Linked DNA regions of Homo sapiens: region 1 is linked to region 2. A link is an interaction called in ENCODE POLR2A ChIA-PET data of the cell type or tissue named here. Cell type or tissue: OCI-LY7. All regions are shown on one strand. Each heading gives the region's core, and the rest is flanking DNA. Links, peaks and the distances in the headings are about the cores only.

The links. ChIA-PET counts read pairs that join two places held together with the same protein. Peaks named below come from ENCODE experiments on the same cell type or tissue, not always from the same donor. Only the 100,000 strongest peaks of a DNase experiment are listed, where the experiment ranks them.
Region 1: POLR2A ChIA-PET joins it to region 2 with 6 read pairs; 6 of 35 experiments call an interaction of 5 or more read pairs at or near these places.

The regions. Positions count from the first base shown.
Region 1 is chr2:218,430,783-218,436,154 of GRCh38, reverse strand. VIL1 (villin 1) reads right to left here. Exons shown (of 20, transcript NM_007127.3): 10 at 5,277-5,372; 11 at 4,198-4,298; 12 at 3,972-4,109; 13 at 3,204-3,362; 14 at 1,450-1,629; 15 at 721-866. Among named protein-coding and RNA genes, the nearest start is that of VIL1, 14 kb to the right of the region's middle. In OCI-LY7, for the core only: no CTCF peak of the experiment used is centred there; no DNase peak of the experiment used is centred there.
Region 2 is chr2:218,584,403-218,589,774 of GRCh38, reverse strand. It overlaps CNOT9 (CCR4-NOT transcription complex subunit 9), which reads right to left. Exons shown (of 8, transcript NM_005444.3): 4 at 5,054-5,163; 5 at 2,080-2,189. It also overlaps the pseudogene RNU6-136P. Among named protein-coding and RNA genes, the nearest start is that of CNOT9, 18 kb to the right of the region's middle. In OCI-LY7, for the core only: no CTCF peak of the experiment used is centred there; a DNase peak (open chromatin) is centred at 2,664; H3K4me3 peaks cover 452 bases; H3K27ac peaks cover 2,263 bases.

The DNA.
Region 1 (5,372 bases), core at 120-5,119, 150 kb after region 2:
CTAGAAAAACCATTTGAGCCAGTCACCGTGGCCCACACCTGTAATCCTAGCATTTTGGGAGGCTGAGGCAGGTGGATCACCTGAGGTCAGGAGTTCAAGACCAGCCTGGCCAACATGGTGAAACCCTGTCTTTACTAAAAATACAAAAATTAGCCGGGCACGGTGGTGGGCGCCTGTAATCTCAGCTACGCAGGAGGCTGCAGCAGGAGAATTGCTGGAACCTGGGAGGCGGAGGCAGAGGCTGCAGTGAGCTGAGATTGCACCACTGCATTCCAGCCTAGTTGACAGAGCGAGACTCTGTCACAAAAACAAAACAAAACCATTTGAAAGAGGGCTTGTGGCTGGGGCTCCTCAGCATCCCAGGCCTGTGTCAGGACCTAAAAGCAGGCTGGCCTCTGGCATCTTGTTACTGAAAGGCAAACCTCTAGCCCTGCCCCTTGCTTTGAGCTGCCTCCTATGGCCAGGAATTCCCTTTGCCAAGGAAATACCCCACCAGGTCCTGGGCATACTGTAGTGAGCAGCACAGACACAGCCCCTGTGCCAAGAGGCTCCAAGGGTATGGGCTGCCCTTTATTCATCTTGTAGCCCTGGGGGTCTGGCACAGTGCCTGACACACAGAGTCCTCAGTCCATGCCTGCTGTAGGCTCTGGGTGTAGGGATGGAGATGCTGGGCGGCTCCCCCACCTTGGTAACCTGGAGGCGGAGGGACCTGAGAGTTACCTCTTGGTGTTGGCATAGGGGGCCTTCCCACCCAGGGCCATCCAGAAGTTGGCTGGCTCCTGCCCTTCCACCACCACTTGCTTCTCCGTCCGGGAGATGGTGTCAGCAACCATCTTGGCCATCTCCCGCTCGTCCCCGCTACAACCCTAGGAAAAAAAAGAGTTGGCTAATTTCTAGTGCCACCCCTACCTCCACCCTCCTACTACATTCACTGCCCAGAGTTCAGGGGTCAAAGAGGGCTCTCCTGGGTCAGGACCTTGTGTATACAGGCCACACAGGGACAATTCCATGCTTTCTTCTGTCCTTGACACTCCAAAGAATAGCAGAAGAAACTAGAGAGTCTTTTCAAGGTTCGAGAGGGACTCCAAGAGGCTATGCATTCTTCTTACAGAGATCAAAGGAGAGGCAGTGACAGGCTCAGGGTAGTGAGAGAGAGCCCAAGACATAAAGACAGACCAACACAGGGACAGATGGAGGTGGCCAGAGAAACAGAACAAGAGAGACTGACTCCGACAGAGAGGCAGAGAATCTGAGGATGGTCATTGATGAGGCAGAAGGATAGACCCAGAGCTACTGAGGAGGGAGAGACTGGGCTCCAGAGGCGGCTGAGAATTGAGCAGGCACAACTTAGTTGGCCAGGGGTTCCTGCCCTGACCTAGGGCTGCTGCGAAACTGGGGGACTCCCAGGACCCACTTGCGGATGGGGAGGCCTCTAGACCCTGAACACACCTTCCCACACCATAGATAGCAGCAAGACTGGGTCTTGAGGACAAAGACATCATTGGAATTGAGGAAATTGGCCCGCGCTGGGACCTCAAAGGCCTTGGTGTTGTTGGCGCCAGTTCCCTGGACCTGGAACAGCCGTGTGGAGGGCCCGGTCTCCAAGTTGTTAGTTCGGGAGGTGCCTCCCTGCAGGTGAGGGCAGAAGACAGGGAGAGAGAGTCAGGAGTCACTTAGTAAAGAAGATGATGGGGAACAGAGGGGGATAGGGTAGGGCGGGGAGGTTTGCCCCTGAGCTCCTCTGATGCTCCGTCACCAGGTCTTTCTAAAACATTGTTTGCATCACAGCGTTTCTCTTTTCAAAAATGTTCAGTGACTCCCCATTGCTTCTAGCCTAAAGCCCAGCTCCTCAGCTTTGCCTTTGAAGGCCCCACATGACGAAGATGCAAACTGCCTTTGCAGACACTGCTGCCATCAAACCCTCCAGCTAGCTCTGCCAGGCTTTTTTTTTTTTTTTGAGACGGAGTTTTGCTCTTGTTCCCCAGGCTGGAGTGCAATGGCACTATCTCAGCTCACTGCACCCTCTGCCTCCTGGGTTCAAGCAATTCTCCTGCCTCAGCCTCCTGGGTAGCTGGGATTGTAGGCACCCACTGCCACGCCCGGCTAATTTTTATATTTTTAGTAGAGACGGGGTTTCTTCATGTTGGTCAGGCTGGTCTCGAACTCCCAACCTCAGGAGATCCGCCCGCCTTGGCCTCCCAAAGTGCTGGGATTACAGTTGTGAGCCACAGCGCCTAGCCTTTTTTTTTTTTTCCTTGAGACGGAGTCTCGCTCTGTTGCCCAGGCTGGAGTGCAATGGTGTGATCCTGACTCAGCGTCTCCCAGGTTCAAGCCATTCTCCTGCCCCAGCCTCCCCAGTAGCTGGGATTACAAGTGTGCACTACCACGTTTGGCTAATTTTTGTATTTTTAGTAGAGACAGAGTTTTGCCATGTTGGCCAGGCTGCTCTCGAACTCCTGACCTCAGGTGATCCACCCACCTCTGCCTCCCAAAGTGCTGGGATTACAGGCGTGAACCACCATGCCTGGCCAGTTCCACCAGGCTTCTGATGTTCCCCAGGGAGCCTCTCCCCCAGGCCCTTGTCCTTGCTGTGCCCCCTGCATTGCATGCCCTCATTTTGAACTACTGACCTCAGGTGATCCACCCACCTCAGCCTCTCAAAGTGCTGGGATTACAGGTGAGAGCCACCGCAACCGGCATTTTTTTTTTTTCTTTTTTTAAAGATGGAGTCTCCCTCTGTTGCCCAGGCTGGAGTGCATTGGCACAATCTCGGCTCACTGCAACCTCCGCCTCCCAGGTTGAAGAGATTCTTCTGCCTCAGCCTCCTGAGTAGCTGAGATTACAGGCACCCACCATCATGCCTGGCTAATTTTTGTATTTTTGTAGAGATGGGGTTTCACCATGTTGGTCAAGCTGGTCTTGAACTCTTGACTTCAGGTGATCCACCCGCCTCAGCCCCCCAAAGTGCTGGGATTGCAGGCGTGAGCCACCATGCCCGGCCCAATTACACGTATTTCTAAAGTAACCAAATGGGTTGTTTCTATTACCAGTTCCACATAGGTGATAGAACCTCCAGGGTAGTCTCCTATGAAGAATGGGCTTCACCTCAAGCCCTGCTCCCACCACCCATCCCCTTCTCCATCTCCCGGATGCCTGTCTTGCCACAGTGGTTACTGCCAGACACCTCAGTTCAGCAGCCACACCTGGTAGACCACCATGCGTCCCTTGAAGATGGACATAAGATGAGGTGGCTCCTTGCCCATTGGGACCCGGATCTGGACTGGTTCACCATTGTACTTCTGGTCCAGGATGACGGCTTGATAAGCTGATGCTGTAATTTCATCTTGGCTGGCCTGGCTGCCCTGGGGATGAGCAGGAGGGAGTGAGTGGGATTGGGTCAGCCCCCAATTCTGACCCCATCCTCAGCCTCAGCAACAACTCCATCCTCAAGTCTGAACTGGTCCTAAACCCAATTGTCTTCCCCACCAAACTCCACTGTGAAACAGCCAAAACCCCAATCTGAACCATACCTCAGTTCTGATCTCAACCTCAAACCTAATTCTTTCCCAGACCCAGCCCAGCCCTGACCTACCTGCAACCCCAGCCTTAACCCCAAACCTCCTCCTTTCCTTTCTGCTCCTTCTTCAGGGAGACATCACAGGCACCACACCACTCAGTCCTAGACACACTCCCTGCTCCCTCGCATCTAGACACAAAAACCCATGGGCAGAGCAGGTGACAAGAATGTGCAGAAGGCAATGAAAATTGGAAGGGAGACTCAGAGAACCAAAAGGAAAAGGGCTGTGAATGGGGGTACTAGCGGGACCTCATAGCCAAAGCAGTCCTTCTTGAAGGGGTGAGCACCCCATCCCCAGAGGTATTCAACCCAAGGGTGATGGCCACTTAGCAGGAGTATGTACAAGGCAGAGCTAAGCCGGCTGTGCTCTGGGTGGGACGTGGCGGGACCTGACCTGCCAAACGTAGAGCAGGTAATGCTGCTTCTCGCCGATGAGGTAGGTGTAGAGCAGCAGGTAGCAGTCGCCCCCATAGAAGTGGCCTAGCCACTTGGAATCCACAGGTACCAGCTCTAGGTTCTCAATGCGCCACACCTAGGGCCAGTATCAGGCCAGGGTGAGGTCCAGGACAGGCTCCACCATTCCTGCTCCACCCAGCACGGGCCTCTCTGCCCTCACATACCTGCACTTCCCCACTCCCATCATCTACCATCTTCTGCTGGGCAGCCACCTGAGGCTTGACATGCATGGATGTGGCATCGAACTTCACCTGTTCCACTTTGGCTAGAGTGGGGGAAATCATGAAACCAACTGTCACCAGCTGAGGTCTCCCAGGTCCTCACAACAGCCCTGAATGGTGGCTACAATTCTTAGACTCATTTTCAGATGAGGAAACCGAGGCAAGAGAGATTCAGTAGCTTACCTGGTTGCACAGAATGTGGCAGAGCTACAATAGAGAACCACATCTCCCTCCCTCTAAAACTCCTGCTCCCAGGGAGCCAGGAGAGGCATAAGAGCAAGGCTTTAGCTTTGTTGATCTACGTCCTGACCCCTGCAGCATTCAGACTTCAAGCCTTGACCTTGTCTCCCAGCTCAATAGGGAGCTGTGCAATGTTGGGGGCTGTACACTATTACTTGTCCTCTCCTAGGTGCTGGGCACCGAGCTTGCCCTCAGCAAATACTGGCTGGTAAGAGACTGAAGCTGTTCGGTTTTCAGGGAGGCCCAACCCCATCCCAAATGAAATATCACATCACTGACAGCTCCCCTTTTTTTTTTTTTTTTTTTTTTGAGATGGAGTTTCGCTCTTGTTGCCCAGGCTGGAGTGCAATGGCATGATCTTGGCTCACTGCAGCCTCTGCCTCCTGAATTCAAGCGATTCTCCAGCCTCAGCCTTCTGAGTAGCTGGGGTTACAGGCATGCACCACCATGCTTGGCTAATTTATTAGTTCTTTTTTTCAGTAGAGACGGGGTTTCACCATGTTAGGCTAATCTCAAACTCCTGACCTCAGGTGATCCACCCGCCTCAGCCTCCCAAAGTGCTGGGATTACAGGCATGTGCCACCATGCCCAGCCCTCTCAGCTCCCTTTTTGTGACAACTAGAGTTTGTCCACGTCCCCATCTGCTAGGACAAGCCCAGAGCCAGCGTAAAAGTCTTCGTTGAAGATGCACGTCAGGGAAGGAGGGTGGGTGGTGGACCAAGTGGCTCTCCTGGCCCAGCTCCTGGATCCTGGCTCCCTCACTGCCCCCGCCTGGCCCTCACCCACGGAGCCCACAGTGTGGGTTTTGCCTAGGCCTGAGGTCCGGTTGGACGCTGTCCACTTCTGGAAGAGCTGCTGAAAGACGGCCGACTCAGCCC
Region 2 (5,372 bases), core at 211-5,210:
CCTACTCCAGAGAGGGAAGTGGGAAGACTGCTTGAGCCCCGGAGTTCAAGGCTATAGTGTGCCATTATCATGGCTGTGAATAGCCACTGCATTCCAGCCTGGGCAACATAGTGAAACCTTGTCTCTTTAAAAACAATAAATTGGTCAGGCACAGTGGCTCATGCTTGTACTCCTAGTACTACGGCAGAAGGCAGGAAGATCCTTTGAGCCCAGGAGTTCAAGAGTAGCCCAGGCAACATAGGGAGACCTTGTCTTTACAAAAAATAAAAATAATTAGCTGAGTGTGGTGGAGCAGGCATGTGGTCCCAGCTACTTGTGAAGCTGAGGTGGGAGGATCAACTGAACCTAGGAGGTCGAGGCGGCAGTGAGCCATGCCTCTCTACTCCAGCCTGGGTGACAGACAGAGATCCTGTCTCTAAATAAATAAATAATTTAATTAAAAATTAAAAAACCAGTGCTCACTTAGACAGCACATGTACTAAAATTGGAACAACACAGAGAAGATTAGTGTGGCCCCTGTGCGAAGATAATACACAAATTCATGAAGCATTCCATATATATATATTTAAAAGTAAAAAGCCAAAAAAATCATTATACCTGCTTACACCCAACTCAAGAATAAAATATTTGTTAGACTAAAAAAGTAATTTAATGTGACAAGGCAAATTTTAGAGCAGAGGTTGAATACTACCCAAAATTGTCAGCAGTATGGAAAAGTAACCTTGAAAAAAATCAAATAATATGAAATTTAAAAATTGAAAGTGATTAGAGAAAAAAATATGAAAGACAGATAATAGAGCATAACTGATGTTGAACCAAGAGACTTGAACGAATAAAAGAGAAAAATATACAAATCAACAAAAAAGACACAAGTAATATGCTCTTTCAGAAAAAAATTGAGGCTGGGTGAGGTGGCTCACGCCTGTAATCCCAGCACTTTGGGAGGCCAAGGTGGGCGGATCATCTGAGGTCAGGAGTTCAAGACCAGCCTGTCCAACATGACAAAACCCAATCTCTACTAAAAATACAAAAAAAAAAAAATTAGCCAGGAGTGGTGGTGTGTGCCTGTAGTCCCAGCTACGTGGGAGGCTGAGGCAGAAGAATTGCTTGAACCTGATAGGTGGAGGTTGCAGCGAGCTGAGATTACATCACTCCATCTCAAAAAAAAAAAAAAAAAAAAAAAAAAGGCCGGGTGGAGTGGCTCATGACTGTAAACCCAGCACTTTGGGAGGCTGAGGCGGACGGATCACCTGAGGTCAGGGGTTCAACACCAGCCTGGTTAATATAGTGAAACCCCATTTCTACTAAAAATACAAATATTAGCTGGGTATGGTGGCACATGCCTGTAGTCCCAGCTACTTGGGAGGCTGAGGCAGGAGAACTGCTTGAACCCGGGAGGCGGAGGTTGCAATGAGCTGAGATTACACCACTGCACTCCAGCCTGGGTGACACAGCAAGACTCCATCTCAGAGAAAAAAAAAAAAAAAGATATATGATTATCAAATGAACTTTAAAAATAATAAAAGACACTTGTAGGTAACCACACAAAAAAGTAAGTTCACCTAAAAAAGGAAAGAATTAGGCTGACCCTGAGACTTCTCTGCAATATTCAATGTTAGAAGACAAAAGGACTATGGCAATGGAGGTCTGAGACAGAACAATGAGGTAAGAATTCTGTACAATGAGTAAGAATTCTGTACCTTGTCATGTTGTCATTCATGGTTAAAGTACATAGTAAGCAGAAGCTCAAGTACATATAATTGATTATGTATTTTAAAAAAGCCCGGTTATAGAAGGAGCAGGATTGAAATTTTAAAATTAAAAAAATGAAACCGTAATAATATACTTAGAATTTACCTGTGGAGTGAGATGTGGGTTTGGAGAAAAGAAATTTAGTGTTTAACTTGATTTTCTTCTGAATGGTTTGGGTTTTTCAATAATTGTTTCATAATAATTTTTATTCAAAACAGAAAATATTCATACAAATTTCAAAAGCTTGAAGAGAGAAAATGATCCCAGGACCATAAGGAAGCAGCTTAAGAGTCAACACAATGTAAAATCTAAGTTAAAAGTACATACTGTTTTAGAAAGTTCACTTCCAGATTCCATAATTCGCAAACATAAAGGGATAATTTCTGTTGTTAATAAAAAGTTGATTACTTCTTGTTCATCTGTTTTCACCAGGGCCCCTAAAGAAAATAAGGACAAACAAAATTATTTTACAGTTAGGGTTTCCAGTTAACATTAACTTCGAACTGTTTATCCAGTGAGTTGTGAACTTAAATAACAGAACACAAACTGGGGTTTGTTAAAGGAATCAGATTCACACTCGTATTAAAAAAAAAAAGGAAGAGGGCGGCGCAGTAGCTCACACCTGTAATCCCAGCACTTTGGGAGGCCGAGGCGGGCAGATCACTTGAGGTCGGGAGTTCAAGATCAGCCTGGCCAACATGGTGAAACCCCGTCTCTACTAAAAATACAAAAATTAGCAAGGCATGGTGGCAGGCTCCTGTAATCCCAGCTACTCGGGAAGCTGAGGCAGGAGAATCAATTGAACCTGTACAGGTTACAGTGAGCTGAGATTGCACCACTGCACTCTAGTCTGGGTGACAGACTCTCTCTAAAAAAAAAAGCTTTCTGCACTAAATTGTCTTTGTACCTTTGTCAAAAATCAACTGACCATATATGTGTGGGTCTATTTCTGGACTCTTCATTCTGCTCCAATGGTCTGTAAATCTTTCTTTTCTCCAGTATTACACTGCCTTGACTACTATATTTTTCCAGTAGGTGTGGAACTCAGGTAGTATATGTCTTCCAACTTTGTTCTTTTAAAGAAATGTTTGGATATTCTAGTTCCTTTGGCTTTCCATATAAATCTTAGGATCAGTCTATTAGAAGGCTGCCATAACAAAATACCATAGACTGGTGGCTTAAACAACTGAAATTTATTGTCTCATAGTTCTAGCAGCTGAAAGTCTGAGATCAGGCTGGGCACAGTGGCTCACACCTGTAATCACAGCACTTTGGGAGGCTGAGGCAGCTGGATCACCTGAGGTCAGGAGTTCCAAGACCAGCCTGGCCAACATCGTGAAACCCTGTCTCTATTAAAAATACAAAAATTAGCCGGGTGTGGTGGCACGCACCTGTAGTCCCAGCTACTCGGGATGCTGAGGCAGAAGAATTGCTAGAACCCAGGAGGCGGAGGGTGCAGTGAGCCAAAATTATGCCACTGCACTCTAGCCTGGGCAACAGAGCAAGAATCTGTCTCACAAAAAAAAAAAAAAAAGCTGAGATCAGGGTGCCAGCATGGTATGGTATAGTTCTTGTAAAGTCTCTCTTCCTGGCTTGTAGATGGCCAGCTTCTCACTATGTCCTCACATGGCAGAGAGCGAATGAGGGAGCACAAGCTCTTTGGTGTCTCTTCTTAGAAGAATACTAACCTCATGAGGGCCATGTCCTCATCTAAACCTAATTATCTTTCAAAGGTCCCATCTCCAAATACCATGACATGAGGGGGTAGGGTTTCAAAGCATGAAATTTTGGGGAGGACACAATTCAGTCCATAGCAGTCAGCCTGCCAATTTCTAAAAAAAGTGCTGCTGGGATTTTGTTGGAATTACTCTGAATCTATAGATCAGTTTGGGGAGAATGAACAACTTAACAATACTGAATCATTGATACACCAATCAATGAACATGGTTTATCTCTGCATTTTATTTCATTAGAAATCAGTTTTGTAGTTTTTAGTTATAGATCATGCATATATTTTTAAAGATTTATACCCAAATTTTCACATTTCGGTGCTGTTATAAATGGCAGTTTAAAAAAATTTCAGCTAGGTGCAGTGGCTCACATCTGTAATCCCAGCACTTTGGGAGGCCAAGGTGGGAGAACCACTTGAGCCCAGAAGTTTGAGACAAGCCTGGGCAACAAAAAGTGAGACCTTGTGTCTACAAAAAAATAAAAAAATGTAGCCAGGTGTGGTGGCATGTGCCTATGGTTCCAGCTTCTCAAGGCTGAGGTGGGTGGATTTGTGTGATCCCAGGAGTTTGAGGGTGCAGTGAGCCATGATCATGCCACTGCACTCAAGAGTGGGCAACAGAGCAAGACCTTGTCTCAAAAAAAAAAAAAAAAAATAAAATAAAAAATAAATTTCCTATTGTTCATTGCTAGTACATGGAAATTTAATTTTTTTTTTTTGAGTCTCCCTCTGCCGCCCAGGCTGGAGTGCAGTGGCGTGATCTTGGCTCACTGCAATCACTGCATCTCCACCTCCCAGGTTCAAGCGATTCTCCTGCCTCAGCCTCCCCAGCAGCTGGGACTACAGGCACATGCCACCACGCCCGGCTGATTTTTGCATTATTTTTTTAGTAGAGACTAAAAAAAAAGTAGATGAAAAAATTTAACTGGGTGAACTGACAGATTCATATTCCTGGAGTTATGGGAGAATTACAGGTTTTCAGAATGCTTAGTGTATTTGACATGCATATTCTTAGGGCATTTCAGATATACGAAGCATTCCGGTATTAGAAGTAAGACAAACAAACAAAAAAAGACAGTGGTGTGTGCCTGTGCCCATGGTCCCTATTACTTGGGAGGCTGAGGCAGGAGGATCACTTGAGCCTAGGAGTTCAATTCCAGCCTGGGTAACACAGCAAGACCCTATCAGAAAGAAAAGAAAAGAAAAGAAGAGAAGAGAAGAGAGAAGGGAAGAGGAGAAGTCCCAAATTTAAACTCTTATTCCTTTAATAATACTCTTTATATATTGAATCAAGTTCTTATGCTTTACTCTCCCTACAATTCCAGCAAATGTTTCCACATATATGCTGAATTTAATCCCAAATGTTGGATCTCAAAGTCTTATTAACAACACTTAGAAGAGTGCTTGATAGGAGTCATCATGTTCCTGATACTTATTGATTAGTGAATGAGACAACCTCAAAGACAAAAATGAATGACTGGTGTACAAAAATCATAACCGGCAAGACAAAACACCCAACTTAGACTACTACTGTGAGTATTTCAGGCTTGCAAAACAATTCTAATAACTTACCAATAACTCCAAGGCTGGTGAGCCGGAGATACTCAAAGGGACGTGTTTTGCTGACAGTGTGCAAAAAGGGGTACAAAAAAAGTGGGATGTGTGCTGCGAGAAACGCTGACCTGGAAGAAAACAATAATTACATTCACAGCCCAGGGTTGATTTCTAAGGATCCTGAACTTTCAAATTTCTAGGTGGTTAATTCTGTAAGGCCTTAACATTGTCAGAGCAAGGAATCCTTAGGAAAACAATGTTACTGGTCATTAGTCTCAACCAATGGTTCTCAAATGGGGTAAATTTTGCCCCCTGGAGGACATGTGGCAATGTCTGG